Linked DNA regions of Homo sapiens: region 2 is linked to region 1. A link is an interaction called in ENCODE POLR2A ChIA-PET data of the cell type or tissue named here. Cell type or tissue: IMR-90. All regions are shown on one strand. Each heading gives the region's core, and the rest is flanking DNA. Links, peaks and the distances in the headings are about the cores only.

The links. Peaks named below come from ENCODE experiments on the same cell type or tissue, not always from the same donor. Only the 100,000 strongest peaks of a DNase experiment are listed, where the experiment ranks them.
Region 2: POLR2A ChIA-PET joins it to region 1 with 6 read pairs; 5 of 35 experiments call an interaction of 5 or more read pairs at or near these places.

What each region holds. Positions count from the first base shown.
Region 1 is chr16:70,533,222-70,536,033 of GRCh38, reverse strand. SF3B3 (splicing factor 3b subunit 3) reads right to left here. Exons shown (of 26, transcript NM_012426.5): 6 at 614-726. Among named protein-coding and RNA genes, the nearest start is that of SNORD111, 3.4 kb to the left of the region's middle. In IMR-90, for the core only: no CTCF peak of the experiment used is centred there; no DNase peak of the experiment used is centred there.
Region 2 is chr16:70,588,852-70,591,663 of GRCh38, reverse strand. It overlaps a transcript of IL34 not described here. Among named protein-coding and RNA genes, the nearest start is that of SNORD111, 52 kb to the right of the region's middle. In IMR-90, for the core only: no CTCF peak of the experiment used is centred there; a DNase peak (open chromatin) is centred at 1,443.

The sequences.
Region 1 (2,812 bases), core at 30-2,529:
TTGGGTATGATATTGGCAATCTGGTAATGTAGGAAAATGTCCTTGTTCTCGGGAGCCATTATCTTAGAAGATTACTGGAGTGAGGCATCATAATGCCTGTAACTTCTTTTCAAATTGCTTAGCCTAGAAAGTATATGGATATATCATGAGAAAGAAAAAACAAATGTAGCAAAATATTAATAACGGATTAATCTAAAAGGCATGTGGGAATTCATTGTTCATTGTTTTTAAACTTTCTGTATGTTGGAATTTTCAAAATAAAAATGTTGGAAAAAAAAAAAAACCAAATAGAATAAAAGGCAACCTATCTCTAACAAATATGCCTGGTTTCTCCAAACTAGAAACATTCAGGAATTTCAAATTAATAATTGTCCACAGGTTCCTCTGAAATAGAAATTAGATTAGTTTTAATTCCCTTTCTAAGAGAATTTGTTTGGCTTTTACTAAAATATTTCACCAGCTTTATTAAAAACAACATTTACGTCCCTGCCCCAGGGTCACTGAATTTTTTTTTTAATTTACAAAAAAACTAAATTGGTAACAAACTAAGAGACTACACTGTAATCACAAAAATTAAACACAAATCTCTCTCTTCTTATATCAAAGATCTTACCCGCCTCCTGGGAATTGGACAGCGGATATCTGGCTGGTCACCAAAGTTCTTGTAAGTAATATAGTTTTCAGAGCAGATCAGTACTCCACTTGGACCATCTGACCCTCCTGGAACTGTGAGAGAAAATAAAACTTAGCAGTGACTTTGACTCAGACATGAATTTCTTCAGCTTTCAACTCCTCCTCTCTTTCAGCACAACTTGATGATGGTAATGTGCCTGATGCTAAGAAACATTTCATGTGTTTCTCCTCCCTTATGTTCATGGTAGATAAGGATGAAGCACAGTTTGTGTTTACATGGAAGGTTTGGTCTCAGCCTGGATAACGTATCCAAATGTTTACCTCCAAGCCCAAATGCAGTTCTCATCTTCAGACCCCATCTTCAGACCTATAATACATCAAATCACCTACTGGACATGGACCTTCCACCGGTATTTTTAAAATACAGTGTGTTCAGGCTGGGCATGGTGGCTCATGCCTGTAATCCCAGCACTTTGGGAGACCAAAGGCAGATCACCTGAGGTCAGGAGTTCGAGACCAGCCTGGCCAACACGGTGAAATCCCGTCTCTACTAAAACTACAAAAATTAGCCAGGCATGGTGGTGGGCGCCTGTAATCCCAGCTACTCGGGAGGCTGAGGCAGGAGAACTGCTTAAACCCAGGAGGTGGAGGTTGTAGTGAGCCAAGATCGTGCCACTGTGCTCTAGCCTGGGCAACAGTGCGAGATTCTGTCTCAAGAACGTAAATAAATAAAATAAAAATAAAATAAAGTAACAGCATGTTCATAAACAAACTCAAGTTCCTTCCCAACCCTGCTCCACCTCCTAGATTCTCCACCTTAGAGAATACTACCATCAACAGACCAAACCAGACACCTGAGTATAATCCTTCAATTCTCTCTCCTCCCAAAGCCCTATTGATTCTACCTCCTTAGCAGCTACCAGTATCTCTTAATGTCCTCATCAGTCTCCCCTCTTACAGTCTTAATATCCTCCATTTCATTAGCCAAAATGTAAGCAATTAATCTTTCTAAGGTTGTCAACCTATCAGATTATTTCCCTACTTAGAATCCTTCAGTAGCTTTCACCCCACCCCTACTCCTACCCCAGTCCCTTAATAATTAAATCATAATGAGCTTTTAATTATTTGAATGGACCATGTTATTTCTTGTATTTAGGCTTTTGTAAATGCTGTTCCCTTTGCCTACAACTGAAACTTCCTCTCCCACTCCAACTGCACCTAGCTAACTTCTAACTAGCCCTCAGATCTCAGCTTAGAGACTCCAGCAAGCTTTCTGTAACACATTCGTTTCCTTTCCCTGTTTAGGGAACCTCTTCTCTGTGCTGTCATGGCATTTGGCACAGTTTCTGGTAATTGTTTTGGTTATTTATCTGTATTCACCACCAGACTCAATCTTGCACAAAGGCGGCACCACGTCTAATTTTTCACCACTGAAGTCCCAAGATCCAGCAGACTGACTTAGCACATACTGACTGCAAAGGCTCAATAAAAATGTGTTGAAAGAATGAAAAAGCCCTTGTAAATGAAAGGTATGGTAATATGTTACAAGTAATGAGATGTGTGATCAAAAATTCATCTGCTTAACGTATTAACAAAGGTAAGTGCTGTCCTTTATTTTTATTCTCCAGTATCTTCCCCAAACAACATCTTATTTTAGACATCAGTTGAAGTGCAAATGATTCAAAATAGAACTAGATCAGTTTTCCCCAAGCCTGCTGAAATGCAGATGACCACAAATGTAGCTGTACTCATTTAGTCTTTTAATATAATCAATTAGTAACGTGTATTTTCCAATGGTGAACTGATTTCCAACCATGAAAATATTTTCCATTTTTTAGCTCCTCCAAAAACGTTACTTAGCTATGTGCATTTAAAACACTGAATCTGATTTGCTGGAATGTTAGCTTTTCCTATCTACAACCGTATGAACTAGCCTGCAAATTTTTTTTGTTACTGTCCATCCCTAGTTTTGATACTGTAGTCATACTAGACTCAGAGAGCGGCACAGTAGCATTTACTCTTTTTCTACTCTAGAGAAATCTGTTTTACTTTTTTTTTTAATATTTACTTTTTCATTGAGACAAGATCTCACCTTGTTTCCCAGGATGGTCTCAAACTCCTGAGATCAAGTGATGCTCCTGCCTCAGCCTCCTAAAGTGCTAGGGTTATAGGCGTGAGC
Region 2 (2,812 bases), core at 123-2,622, 56 kb before region 1:
TCCCTGTGCCTCCATACAAGGTGACTGCCAGGCAAGCTAACAGGGGCAGGGTGGGAGGACGGTGAGGGCCATTCTTTTTTTTTTTTTTTTTTTAAGAGACAGGATCTCACTCCACTACTCAGGCTGGAGTACAATGGTGTGATCATGGCTAACTGAAGCCTCGACCTCCTGGGTTCATGCGATCCTCCCACCTCAGCCTCCTGAGTAGCTGGGACTACAGGTACGTGCCACCACGCCCGGCTAACTGGGTCATTCTGGATAAACTGCTGTCCCTGCCAGAGTCACCCTCTGTCCTAGCTATAAGCGTGGTGGTCATCCTGCCTCAGCTCTGGGGACAAAGGAGGGCACTGGATCACTGCCATCAGGAATGGTATTTATGGCCTATCAGGGGCCAGGTTGGAGTTGGACAGATTGAATCATGTGGACAAGGTCTTGGCACCCAGAGAGCTGAGTTGGAAAACACAGTTGCACAAAAGGCAAAATCAGCTCAACAGCTATGGGACAGACTTAGAGGCCTGCAAGAGAGTTATTAGGAGTGTCTCGTTGAATGGCAGGAGAAGGAAGGCACTGAGTGACACGGAGCCTGGCTCTCCCAGTCTCGCTTGGCATGGTCCCCACAGTGCTGTCCTGAGACCCCGGAGACCCGAGCAGGCTGGGGCCGGGGCCGGGTCTGACTGCACAGAGCAGCCAGCGCTGACAGTGTGAAGGCAGCCAGAGGGAGGGGCAGCGCACTGACGACGGGGAGGGCACAGCAGCTACATCTGTACTGTGGGGGTGGCAGGGCACCCCTGACCCCAGGAACTGACTGCCAGGGGCGGGGGCAGGGAGAGGCCAGCTTGCGGGGGGACGGGTTTGGGAGACTTCCACCCAGGATGGAGGGCTCAAGCCGGACTGCCTGGGTTCGAATCCCAGCAACGCCAGCTGCTGGCTAACCTTGGGCAGGTGACTTAACCTCTGAGCCTTGGTTCCCAGGTGTTGACAGCCCCTACCGCACAGGGCTATGGTGAGGATTTGAGATCAAGCCTGTTCAGCTTAACACAGCACCTGGCCCAGTGAAAACAGCACCAGCTACTTCCGCACTATTGGGCTAGACCTGGGACAAGCCTTCCCACCCGGCTGCCCCCTCCCTCTGACCCGAGCACCACCTTTACAAGGGTTTGTTATATACAATTTTTGTCTGGACTGGGTCCCATCAGAGAGGTGCACAGCGTCGGAGGTACACAGCCTTGGCTCCACCCCCACCTCGCACAGGCACCTCCTTACCTGCCTCCGCTAATGGGGAGCTCCCCAATCCACAAAGCAGCCTCTGTTCCTCATGCAGACATCTCTGATCATGAGTTCTCTAGCGTGAGCCCAAATCTCTTCCCTACAACTGCCCCTTAGTGGGAGTGATTTTTCTGCCAGGGACTTTCCAATGTCTGGAATCTGCCCATCCCACACATGCTAGGAATCCCCCAAGCAGGGCCCCATCACGGCTCCAGGAAGGATTCCCTGAACCCCAGCCCTCTCCCGCCGTGAGCAGCTTCTGCTGAATGGAGTAATGACTTCCACAGGGACACAGACGCCCCTCCCCTGGGTGGGTCTGTCCATCTCTCCAGCAACACCTCCCCGAAGGCAGAAAGCCTTGTATTCCCACAGACCTGAGGCTAATAACACAGTTCACATGCGTTGCCTCATCCTGTCCTCACGAACCCTGTAAAGGATCTACTATTTTTTCGTTTGTTTTTAAAAATCATGGTAAGGCCGGGTGCAGTGGCTCACGCCTGTAATCCCAACACTCTGGGAGGCCGAGGCAGGCGGATCATTTGAGGTCAGGAGTTCAAGACCAGCCTGGCCAACATGGTGAAACCCCATCTCTACTAAAAATACAAAAAATAGCTGGGCGTGGTGGCGGGCACCTGTAATCCCAGCTACTTGGGAGGCTGAGGCAAGAGAATCACTTGAACCCAGGAGGCTGAAGTTGCGGTGAACTGAGGTCATACCACTGGACTCCACCCTGGGTAACAAGAGCAAAACTCTGTCTCAAAAAAAAAAAAAAAAATCATGGTAAAAAAACACATAAGGTGAAATGTACCACATCTATAAAAAAGAATGAGATCATGTCTTTTATGGGAACATGGATGGAGCTGGAGGCCATTATCCTCAGCAAAGTAGCACAGAGCAGAAAACCAAATACTGCACTTTCTCACTTATAAGTGGGAGCTAAATGATGAGAACTCAGGGACACATAGAGGGGACAACAGACACTGGGGTCTATCTGAAGGTGGAGGGTGGGAGGAGGGAGAGGAACAGAAAAGATAACTATTGGGTACTGGGCTTAATTCCTGGGTGATGAAATACAACAAACCCCCATGAGTTTGCCTGTGTAACAAACCTGCACATGTACCCCCGAATCTAAAACAAAAGTTAAAAAAAAATTAACCATTTTAACCATTTTTTTCTTTTCTTATTATTATTTTTTGTGTGTGTGACAGAGTCTCACTATGTTCCCCAGACTGGAGTGCAATGGCGTGACCTTGGCTCACTGCAACCTCCACCTCCCGGGTTCAAGCGATTCTCCTGCCTCAGCCTCCTGAGTAGCTGGGATTACTGGTGCCCGCCACCACGCTCAGCTAGCATTTTTGCCACCGCTCTCAGCTAGCATTTTTTTCCCAGTGGCATTAAATACATTTATATTATTGTGTTACCATCACCACCATCCATTTCCAGAACTTTTCATCTTATAAAACCAAAACTTTATATCCATTCCTCCTTCCCCACCCCCAGCCCCTGGCAACCACCATAGAAACATTGTACTTTCTGTTTCTATGAA